Linked DNA regions of Homo sapiens: region 2 is linked to region 1. A link is a contact called in ENCODE Hi-C data. All regions are on one chromosome and are shown on one strand. The core of a region is the stretch at or near the end of the contact, and the rest is flanking DNA. Distances in the headings are between cores, read along the strand shown.

Evidence for each region. A loop is a pair of places that touch in the nucleus more often than their neighbours do. Pooled maps may share reads with other maps.
Region 2: a pooled map shows a loop between it and region 1 (4-fold over the local background). The contact joins the promoter of FTCDNL1 here to the promoter of PLCL1 in region 1. A Hi-C loop is called at or near these places in 4 of 50 pooled maps.

The regions. Positions count from the first base shown.
Region 1 is chr2:197,802,186-197,807,964 of GRCh38, forward strand. It overlaps PLCL1 (phospholipase C like 1 (inactive)), which reads left to right and starts at 2,408. Exons shown (of 6, transcript NM_006226.4): 1 at 2,408-3,154. The coding sequence starts at 2,915. It overlaps LOC105373828 (a long non-coding RNA gene), which reads right to left and starts at 2,361. Exons shown (of 4, transcript XR_001739850.3): 1 at 1,524-2,361. RefSeq lists a silencer at 2,455-2,584.
Region 2 is chr2:199,849,465-199,855,628 of GRCh38, forward strand. It overlaps FTCDNL1 (formiminotransferase cyclodeaminase N-terminal like), which reads right to left and starts at 1,728. Exons shown (of 5, transcript NM_001363886.2): 1 at 1,276-1,728. RefSeq lists a silencer at 1,509-1,788 and an enhancer at 1,620-2,194.

The sequences.
Region 1 (5,779 bases), core at 1,158-3,657:
ATGTGCCCATGGCTGCTGACTTAACTGAAACTAGCTAGTCTCTTTCAGTTTTTGAAGTGGGTCCACAAAGCAGAATCTGCTCCTGGCTAGGAGCAAGTACATAGGAGGGGTTTTTTTTTTTTCAATTGCAAACATGAGTATCAGGAAAAGCCTTCTGAGCTTATGCTGGAACACAACAATATAAACGACTTGCTAGATTAGGGTCCAACTAGTTTATCAAAGCAGAGTAATTTAGACAACAATCTTTACGGATAGAGGCTCAGAGCAAAGGAATCAGAGGGGTGTGTGTGTGTGTGTGTGTGCACTTTCACATGAGGGTGAGAGGGAAGGATGCCAAGGAAGAGAAAAGAGTCCAACTAGACATTGTCTAGTTGAAAGATACAACATTTTGCAAGTTATATGCTGTACTTTCTGGCCTCTGTTTTTTTTTAAATCACTGACCTTGAATGTTTGTTAATAAAGTGATGCTAATTTTAAAATTTGTAAAAATAAATTATTATCATAATGGTACACAAATCTGTAGGATGAGGAACTTATAAATGACATTAATATCCTATAACAAGATAATGAGTGAGATAAAGGCAGTTTTACATTTTTCAGAGGACAACCGAAGAATGGGACTTTTATTAGAGTAACAAAGAAAAATGAAGCACTGACAACTGTAAATGACAGAAGTCAAATGTAATAATAGTTGAATATCAAAGAAAAAAATGATAGCCTAAAATAAGATATATTTCTGAGGATAGCAATTAAAAATATTTCCTATATAGCATAGACAGGAATTCCCTGAACTAAAGGAGATGGAAGACATGTATGGTTGTTTTAAGTCTGGGTACACTTTATTTTCTTCCTCTAGTCTGTGCGTTGTAAAGGCATACCTGTTGAAAAGGAAACTTTTGTTGGGTTACCCCTCCTGTCTTTTAAAGATGAGGGGGAAAAAGAAGCCTTTGCTGTTATGGATGCAGTTCTCAGAATCTCACTAGAGGGTGGTGTTGGTTCTAAAACCAGAGGTCACTGCTACTCTCTACAGTACATTCATTACTAGGCTGCATTTATGTTTAAAGAAAAGGCAAAGTCAAGCCTTCTCAGTATTCCCTAGTAGTTGATAAATGTCAAATCTGAAACCTCCCAAGTGCCCCTGCCAGTTCTGGCTGGTTGTAGCCCAGAGGAGACAGATAAAGTAGTGAAGAGATTATCGGAGGAGTTGGGTGGCTGATTCTAATTTTGGCTCCTGCACTAACTAGTAGACAAGACTCCCTGGGCCTTTGTCTCAACCGTAAAACAAAAATGATGTCCTAGTTGATCCCTAAATCCCCATATATCTCTAAAATTATGAGATTCAAACCAAATTGTTGGTCTAAAATGCTGAATAATTTCTCATGCTGTTAGCCAGACTAAGGAACAAGTAAAATCTCAAATTATTAAATTATTAATAAGATAAAATGTAATGTTATAAGTGAGGTTTAATATAGATTCTAATATCAAAGGAGTTTAAAATTAAAATGCCAAGTCTTTTGTCTTACCAGGGAGCCTTAGGACCATGGTTTGCATCTGAGCATTCTGTGGATAATTTCAGTGACTTAACTCATCATCCAAAGATCTCTCCCTTCTTGGTTGCTAGCTTACTGGAAATGAGCAAAATATGTTTTTATATAGGATTATATAGAGAAAGGAGGCTGAACCATTGTCAAATAGGAATGTTTTAGGATAGAGACTAAACTCCCCACCTGCATTTATCTGACTTGGATTATATCTGTGCTTTTTAAGAGTCAGTCTTCGGAGGGATTTAGTTGGTTCAGTTTCCTTTCACCCTCATCTCTTTCACTGACTCCCTTTCCTTGTTATATTTACTCACACTGCAGAATGACCTTAGAATCCTTTCCTGGAACCTGAAGCAAATTATGGAACCCCAAGATCCCAGTAAACCCTAGTTTATCTCTGCATGGACTTGACTTCTAAGAATTGGCCTGAGAGCCTGCAATTAACCTGTGACCACGCAAAGCTTCACCCCGTCACCCCAAACGCTTAGACATTCATACTCAATACCCACTTTCCTCCAAATTGCTTTGTTTGGCAGAAGAAGGTTTCTTTCTCCCCTCTCCTTCACCCAACCTGGATTTTTGTTGCATCTCAGGCTCATTTCGCAAATCTAAACTTCCTAAAATATACACGGAGCGCCTCCGGGTTTGCACACGCGCGCGCGCGGGTACACCCTGGCTCGAGTACATTAGCCCCGCTGGGCCGGCTCCCAGTTGCAGAACACATTCCATTCTTCGCGCTCGGGCACACCCCTCCGCAGTGAGGATTGGTCGGGCCGAGCCCCCTCGGCGAGGCGAGGCTCCTAAGAGGCCCAGACGCCTGCCAATCCCCAAGGGCTGTCAAAACAAGTCTCCCTCCCTGTCACAACAGAGCTGAGTGGAGGCCGCCGCCGCCGCCGCACTTCCTGGGACCGCTGCGCCGCAGTCCGCGGGCAGGTGGCGGGTGCGCCCGGCCGCAGTCGCCCGGCTCTGGCCCCTATCGGGCCGCCGGCGTCCGGGCTCCAGAGGCCGCCTGGCTGGGCGCCCGGTGCCTTTTGTCTGGCGCAGGGCCGGCGTTTGCATCACATTTCGGATACCTCCCTCTCTTTTTCGCCTCTCCTTCTGCCTCCCGCTCACATCGCCTCCCCACTCCCGCCACCGTCCCCCGCCGGACTGCTAGCCTCCTAGACCGAAGCCCGAGGACGTCTCTGCCCGAGCGATGTCCCCTCTCCAGAAAGTTGCCGCCGCCGCCGCCGCCGCCGCCACTGCCGCCGCTGGGCGGTGAAACAAAGTCTGGCGGGGCCGCCTCCCGGTGCAGGAGCGCACCGGTGCCTAGCGGCTGGACTCCGCTGCCGGGCGTCCCGCTTTCCCCCGGGGAGCCCTAAACGCTCCAGGCCATGGCCGAGGGCGCGGCCGGCAGGGAGGATCCGGCGCCGCCCGACGCGGCGGGGGGCGAAGACGACCCCCGAGTGGGCCCGGATGCCGCCGGGGACTGCGTGACGGCGGCCTCTGGGGGCCGGATGAGGGACCGTCGCAGCGGGGTCGCACTGCCAGGCGCCGCGGGGACCCCAGCGGACAGCGAGGCGGGCCTCCTGGAGGCAGCACGGGCGACCCCCCGGCGCAGCAGCATCATCAAGGTAAGCAAAGCCGCGCCGCACCGGGAGCGTGGCTGTGGGTGATGGGTGGGTCAGGGACCCGGGCAGGATGTGCGGTGTCCGGAGGCATCCGGGCTCAGCATTGTTTTCTCCCACCTCCTTCAACGCCAAACCTTCCTTCCTTATCCGGAGGTTCCCAGACTCAGCTGTCAGCCACGAGACGCACAAGTGACTTTTTCTCCCCACTGACGGCAGAGGAAAAGTTCCGCTCTGCGTCTTTGCGTTCTGATGGATGCTTTCCCTCATTTTCTCTGCAAGCTTCACTAAACCGTTGATGGAGGGAGGAAGGGAGAACTCTGGATAAATGCAGACCCACCGGATGGTTGTGCATTGCTTTCCAATGAAGGGTTAGCTTTTCCCATACAATGAAGAAAATGCACAGCTTACTCTCAAGTGTAAAAAAAGAATCCCTCTAGACTTAAATGATCCCGAAATCCCAAGATGTGTGAACTTTCCCGGTAGGGAGGCAGAGTTTTAAGTGGACCCTGCATCACAGTAAAGAGCAATGCAAGAGCCCAGAGTTTTTGCGCTGCAGAAAGCACAACCGGAAAGCAATCAATCCCCCAAGCATTATCACTGGTCCTTGTGGTTACCACCACATCCAGGGAAAACGCTTCCTGACCCGCTAATCACCTCACAGAATTTCTCTCCATCCATTTGGCAAGGAATTTGTAAACCTCTTTCCTCCCCTTTCTCTTTCCATCTTCCTTCCACTTGGGGCTTGTTTCTTCTGTTCGAGATTTCCTCTTTTGGGAGCATGACTTTGGGGTAAGGTTATTTAGGAAAGAACCCTCGCACAGGCTCTGGAAAAGGGCCTCAGTGTAAATGCATGTGAGTAATCAATCAAATGTATGTCAGATTAAAATTGATTTTGGTGGAGCAGTCAGTATAAAACGATATGTATGTATGTATATATGTAAGTATATATGTGTGTGTGTACATACACACACACACATCCCTCAATGACAATGAAAGATGGACTTTTACTTACTATTGAATTTATTGGGTTCACTAATATATTCAAAAGCTCTGTTCAGGGTTAAGCTGCGTAACCAGTGCATCACGCATGTTGCAAGCTCCCAGCACCAGCTTAGGTAGACTAACCACAGAATGTGGCTCCAGTAAAGTCTTTTTCCCAACACTGACACATGGAAGTTTAAAATCAGTGGAGAGGTTTCTATAATATATAAAGAAGAGTGGGTGGTAATTACAAATGGCTTGTAGTAGTTTCTGTTATTTTGTGGCTTTTTGATTATGTAACAGGAGTGTTCTATTCTGGGTGTGAATTTGGACAAAGGGAAATTACTATTTTGTTTTTAACCCACAGGTCAGAAAGCACACTGTTTTCAAACTTAAAAAACATCACAATTAGGAAACACATACATTTTGGATTCTACTGTATTGATACTACATGGTGTCCTGTGTGTGTAAAACAGGCACTGCAAGAGACTTTAAAATATATGACAATAAAGAGCAAACGGCTCTATAATGTTGTAAAAAACAAAAGTAATGGAGTATAAGGAATATACAAATTCTTGCAACTGAGTTTGCCACTTGTGAATTGTACTATGCTGGTTTATATTCTCAGAAGGGTCATTGCTGAGTAATGGTGCCTCTTTTGTTTTGAAGTTTCTTTTTGTGACAAAAAAGGAGGGAGACAACAGAATATTAACTTGATTTTTCCCCTATTTAATAGTAAATGCAATTAACATTTGGTAAATGGCCTTTAAAATTAAAGATATTAGAAAATAAAGTGAATTATTATGTTAGGTTTTTATTGGAAAAGTAGCACATACATATAATTTAAAAAATCAAATGTTGCAAAGGAGTGTGAAGGAAAGACCCTCAGACACTCCACATTCCCACTTATGTAGTCCACCCTCATAGATGTTAACACTTTCTTATGTATGCTTCCAAAATATTCCATGCATGTGTAAGCAGATATATCTATATGTGTCTATGATGAACTATAGCAGCTCCTGATTTCTACAAAAAAATCTGGCTAGAGTTTTACAAGTCTCATAGTTTTAAGCATTTTTGAAGCCTAGAGGGGGTAATCTGGTAGGTCTTTGGTGGGCAGCAGTCATTGGGGTCTGTTCCCAGAGGCCTTAACGCCCTTCTAAGGAGAAAAAAAGGCAGGTGGTAAGCTCTGTTCCACTCCGTCTCTGAGATCAAGAACCTTTCTGGTGACATTCTTGAATCTGCTGCCCTGTGGTTTGTTCCCTTTAGCATAGTAAAAATGAGTTTCCAAAAAAAGTTTAGATCATATAAGAAATACATAGCACATGTTCTATATTGAGAGAAAATGCATTTTTCACAGTTTTGCCAAGAGATTTTTTTTTAAATTTGGCATTGAAATGTACACAAAGAAGAAAAGCTTTAGTACATTTTAATCAAAATATTAAATGCTGTTCCAAATAGCTGTAGTGCAGTAATAATTGATATTCATAATGCTGAGCCACTGAAAGGTTGTGAATCATCAAATATTAAATTCTTGTCAGCTCAATTTAAGGTATTGTTTCAGAATAGTGCTATCCTGACAGAAAACAGACTGTCTTGTATATTAATAAAAAGAATGTTTTTAGTAAATTTGCCCTCCATAATTTG
Region 2 (6,164 bases), core at 478-2,977, 2.0 Mb after region 1:
ACATTATACAAATAAATAAGGAAGCCATTTGGATGGTTTACATGACAATTGTCTAAGTTCCTCCTTGTTCCACCAAAGTTTCTAAATCAGTTTAAAGTCTTTTTACAAAATTCTGTAACTTGAAAGATGATACATATTCTGATACATATTATTCAATAATATCAAAAATGTGATTTTTGTTGAAAATTAATTATACAGGTTTTGGAGGTTGCTTTGATACTTTTTAGTACTCTAGAATAGCATTTTTGACACATCTTTCCATACTTCAAATGATATTCATGATCTAAAGGAATTAAAACATCTTAAAATAATAAGAAAATAATTTCCCTCTTCAAGTTCAGGACCTCATAACTTTGGTCTCTTTTAAATACCATAACTAAAAATAGATGAGGCCCTCATGAATTCATTCAACAAATATTTAATGAGGGTCTTTTTCTGACAGGTAATGTTCCCTGTGTGAGGGATACCAACCACTGTTCCCTGTGTGAGGGATACCAACCACAGTGGTCTAACTCTGAGACACGCGTTAAACTTTAGAGTTTAAGCTAAAAGTGCTCTGGTGCAAATAATGGTGCTCTCCCTCAATAAATCCACTGGCTTGTTCGCCAGGATCATTCGTTGGCCTAATCATCTTAACCTAGAGAGAGCTCAGGCTTCGTAGCTAGCTCAGGTTTGCAGGCAGGTTTTCATATCATGTCCATCATCTCATCACTGAAAATTCATAAAAATTCTGTCATTAGGTTTTTCTAGATATTAATAACATTGTTGTAATAAAGCAACCCAGACCTCTCGTTTCTATGTAAACAAAAAATTGCTTTACACAAGGGGTGTGGGCGTCTTCTGGTTTTCATTTGTTTTCAGTGTGTTTATGCAGCTTAATTGTCTCATCAGGCACTTTCCCAACATAATTATGCTTTTTAACAAATGGTGTTTATGGCAACCCCTAACAGTGCAAAAGAAAGGATTAGTTTCATCCTCTCATTCCACATTTTGATTCCCTGTGGACAGCTAAATCACACAAAGATGGTGTTAGAAAAATTCACCTTCACAGCGAAGCTGAAATGAGCGGCAGTACCAGGCTCAGAAAGTGACCCAAACGCAAGCCCCCCAAAACACTCTGTGTTTGGGACAGGGAGATCCTAGTCCTCCCAGCTCATCCTTCAATTACCATTGGATGACCTCTGGTGATAGATTAAACACTCGGCCGTCCCCCGCCCCCGCGCCTCCCCACCCGCGGAGAACCTAGCCTAGCAAGTGCAAAGTGCAGCAGTTCACCTGCCCCCTGCGCACGCACCCCACCGGCACTTGGAGGCCGCAAGGACGCTCGCCAGGCTGCCGCAACGCGTGCTGGGGCCAGAACCCCGCTGCTGGGATTCCCTGCGCGGTGCCGACTAGGTTCCTGGGTGGAGTGTCCCAGGACCACGTGGGCTGAAAGGGAACCCGAAGTGACTCCCGGCCTCCCCACAGGTCTCGCGGGACGCAGCAGCGGCGAGGGCGCGGGGTTGTGGCGCCTGGGAGCGAGGGGCAGCCGGCGGCTGCGCTGCCCCGGCCGAGCTCTCGAACCAGCGGCCGCGCCTGCCGCTCTGCGGTTTGGGAGGGGAGCGGACCTGCGAGCGCCGAAGGGCGGTGGGGCAGGGCGACCGCCCAGCCCAAGTCGCCGCCGCGCGTGGCCCGCGCGCAGCCTCCGCCGCCGCGCGTGGCCCGCGCGCAGCGTCTGCCGCCGGCTCCGCCTCCCGGACGCCCGGAGCGCGCCCCACCCCAGCCGCACACCGACCGGGCTGGCTCTGCCTCTCCCTCCCTGACCCGGCACCACGTGCCTGGCGTCCTTGAACGCTTCAGATTTTTATCAGTGTTGCCTTTTCGTTTGCTCTTCCGTATCGCCAGACCCTCCACAATTCTCTAGTCAATTAATGACTTTAAAGGGGCATTGGCATCTAATGATCAGGTCTTTGCCTATTGATCATGCACCAGCAGGGGGCTCTTCTCTCGTTTCCTTGGAAGGGACACACGCACTCACACACACCCTTCTGGTAAATCCCCTCCTGGAGGATTAGTGCCCCCCGTGACTGTGAACTGGACCCACCCCGGGACAAAAGCAGTCCTTGCGCATACCCATTTAGTCAAAGTTACAACGAATATGAATCAGGCTTCCGCATTTCCTTTTTTTCTAGGCCACTCAACCTTGAAAACACATTTCGCTTCCAAAAAATCAGGACCTGCTTTTTTTTTTTTCGTGTAGCAAGGATTAAATGTCACCATTTTGATCCAATTTTGTTCCTGTAGTGAAATAATCACTAAATAACTACTTTGACGGAATAAATTAATTTTTAAATCTATTTTTTATTTTCTAATTATAATTTTTAAACACAGATTTGAGGAAATTAACATTTATGTGGACATTTGGTTTCTAGCCTAATGTGGCATAAAAATAAGTAACATAATGAGTGTTAAAAAAAATCAGGTTCATGATGCTTCTCACATCATCATCATTGTACTTAGATGTCACAACAGTATTATGTGCGATTATGTCAGATCCAGCCTTCTCCATCTCGGAGTGTTGGCAGGTAGGAGGGTTGTTGGCAAGAGGAGGGGTGTTAACCTCAGGATCCTGGATCCATTCCAAGGCTGGTAATTACATTCTGCCAGCCAAAATTCATCCCATAATTTTAATTGGATAAATCCTTTCTGGCCTAAGCTACTGCTATGCCTGTCAAACTGTTGCCACATTTCACCCCAGAGGTGTCTGTGTTTTAGTTGCAAGAATCAGTCCCTTTGAGGTTGGCTTATCTGTTTAAATCCTCAAAATGCACTGGGATCCTATGGAATTAAATATATATTTAGGTATTTTTTTCTACTAAATCTGCATAGAAGTGCATAAAGTAGATACATACCCATGTTATTACCTAAAGACCAATACCTATCTAATGTCAGCATTCACTAGATAATTTTGAGAGCTTTTTAATCAGACCAATATTCCTAACTTTCTTCATCTTCTCTTTTGAGAGCTTTTTTGGCCTCTAGCTTTAGCTTCCGTTTTCCAAAAAAAGTAATGTGGTGTCCAAATGTTCCTTCCATGGTAGGGCAAAGAACCAGAATCCCCTGTATTTCACCTTTCCAAACAATCGGATAATGATACTACTTGCCAAATGAGACAGCGTAATAACATTACATCTAATCTTATAATATTTCTCCAGAGAAAACAGTGTGACACCTGGGGGCTTCATGGTTCTAGCTGTAGAAACTGCCAGAAGGAAAGCTTTTCCCCCCACAGCTCCTAATCCTCTCTTTCTCCCGAGAGACTGTTCCTTACGGAGCTACAGGCTATGGGGGCATTAAGTAAGATAACATTTCTGAAAGCATCCCTTTCTCCACTCTACTCACTTCAAACCCAAATGGAGAGAAAGCAGGGCCCCAGTGTTCTTTGTGGGGGGCAGCATCCGGCCCCTGCCTGAGGAGGGTAAGCATGTATTTTTGGAAAATACAAGGAGACACATACCAACCTGTCCCATGAGAAGTTTAGCGATACGATTGAAAGTATTATTTTGTTCTCTTCAAGAATGGAAAGTTACCATCGGTTACTTTAGGTGTACCGCATGTACTCCTGCCCATTTCACTACATAAAAGAGCTTTATGTCACATTTCTGTGTGCATCTTAAGTCTCTCATTTTTATTTAACTTAGCATTCTTTGGAGGGAGTCTTCCTACTTTTTGAATTAATGTATTATTCTGACTCCTTGATTCTTCTGCTAAATTCACCTTGTGGGCATTAGTTCTTTTGCTCATTATGGTTCCTGTCCAGAAAGATATAAGCCCTGGAATAGAGCAACTGAAACTCCCATGGGTCAGTTCTATCTACGACAACTGCTGTTCTGTAACACTCCCATTGGCTTCCTGTTAGACAAAGAGGACACTTTTCTTTACCCTTTGTTTTCGTTTTTGCAAGCAGGGAGAACTTAGTTCTTGTAGGAGACTTTCCTGACCCAACTGAGCTGAAGAGGGTAAAAGGGAGAGGCTGTGCTCACTGTGGCCTCACAGATCTACCTGAGCCCACAGCCCAGGTGTTGGTTGAGCAGGGCCAGGATGAAGGTAAGGTCAGTGAGGCGTTCACCCTGGGCACAAAATGTAAGTAGGTGCCAAAAAACTCAGGGATGCGACATTTTTTAAAATAAAAATTAATGCAGAAAAGAAATGTGGTGAACAAAATATCAAAATCTTAAGTAAAGACAGGATCCGACCCTGCACTTGCCTCTCAACTCAGCCTCACTGACCTCACCCTGATCCTGGCCCTGGGATTGTCCGCTTGTGCCAACCTGTTTCTGATTGTAGGCCTGAGAGGAAACTGTGCCACTCCGCCCTGCCTGCATCCTTTCTTCTGCCCCACAAAATGGGCAACAAAACCAACAATGTCAAGGATAGAAATTTCCAGGCCAGTGGAGACATATAATTCATACTCTGTTCAAGAGTTTCTAGACCTCCATAGATAGGAGACAGCCAATTTATTTCAAAAGAAGGCAAGCCAGGCGCAGTGGCTCACACCTGTAATCCCAGCACTTTAAGGAGGCCAAGGCAGGCAGATCACTTGAGGTCAGGAGTTTGAGCCCAGCCTGGCCACCATGGTGAAACCCTGTCTCTACTAAAAATACAAAACTTGGCCAGGTATGGTGCTGCATGCCTGTGATCCCAGCTACTCAGGAGGCTGAAGCATGAGAATCACTTGAACCTGGGAGGTGGAGGTTGCAGTGAGCCAAGATTGTGCCACTGCCCTCCAGCCTGGGTGACAGAGCAAGACTCTGTCTCAAAAAAAAAAAGAGCTGGGCGCAGTGGCTCACGCCTGTAATCCCAGCACTTTGGGAGGCCGAGGTGAGCAGATCACAAGGTCAGGAGATCGAGACCATCCTGGCTAACACAGTGAAACCCTGTCTCTACTAAATATACAAAAAATTAGCCAGGCATGGTGGCGGGCGCCTGTAGTCCCAGCTACTCAGGAGGCTGAGGCAGGAGAATGGCGTGAACCCAGGAGGTGGAGCTTTGCAGTGAGCCAAGATTACACCACTGTACTCCAGCCTGGGCAACAGAGCGAGACTCCATCTCAAAAAAAAAAGAAAAGAAAAGAAAAAGAAAAAGAAGGCAAAACCTTCTTGGAACTAGGAAAAGAATCAACTTTACGTACCTGATACATTTCAGAGTATGAAAATTAGGTTTCCTATTGTGCAGCAGAATTTTGAAATGTTTTTAAAGAACCTCCTAATTAATACTATCTATATTATGGGTTGTTTTTTTTTGGTGTAGCATTTGTTTGTGTTCAGGAAAACATGAATAGAGAATTATCCTTAGAAAGACAGAAGTCTAATTCTTATTGCAACTTGTTTCACTTTAATCACATTTTTGCACTACGTCAGACTTCATTCTATCTTCTTCCCTCATGGAACGTGAAAAGATTTTATTTCTCCTTGCATATAAATGTGGTCTGATAAATGAGGGATTTTTTAAAGTGATCTTAGTTGTCACTATAGGACAGTGAAGTGTTTTTAATTACCTGTGAATTTTAAATTGTTTTATCATGTGATATTATGAAATATGTGTTCTACTAGTCATTTTTCTAAAATAGCAAATAGGTTTCACTGCTGCCATTATTAGTTTGGAGTGACAGAAGCTGTGCTATTAATTTAAGCGAAGAAAAGGAGGTTGATGTCCAGAAAAAAGTGACAGCAACTAACAGAAACACCTCCATTCCCCACACACCTGTGTATTAATTACATAAAATGATCACTAGCCATTTTTGTCTGGATGAAGGAAGGGTGTGGGGAACCATAGAATTTTGAAAATTAACAATTTATTTTTCACCTTAATATTTTTGAAATCACTTTCTCTTTACACAATATGGATTGGGTTCTTTCTCTTTAGTCTGCCAATGTCTCTTTCAAGAAAGACCAGTAGGCTAAAATGTAAGCATAGTTATTAGCTTAAAATGGAATCACTTGCTATGCATTCACAGCTGGAGTATCTCATGTAACTAGCCAAAAGTTAAAAGTCTATGATCCACCTGCCCCTTAATTCATTCTTTGCCTTTTTATACCTTCCATGTAGTCATTCAGTTGTGCTTTCCTTTATTAAGGAACCTGGGCATAATGCAGATGAAATGAAGTGTTTTCTAGAGCCTCTCT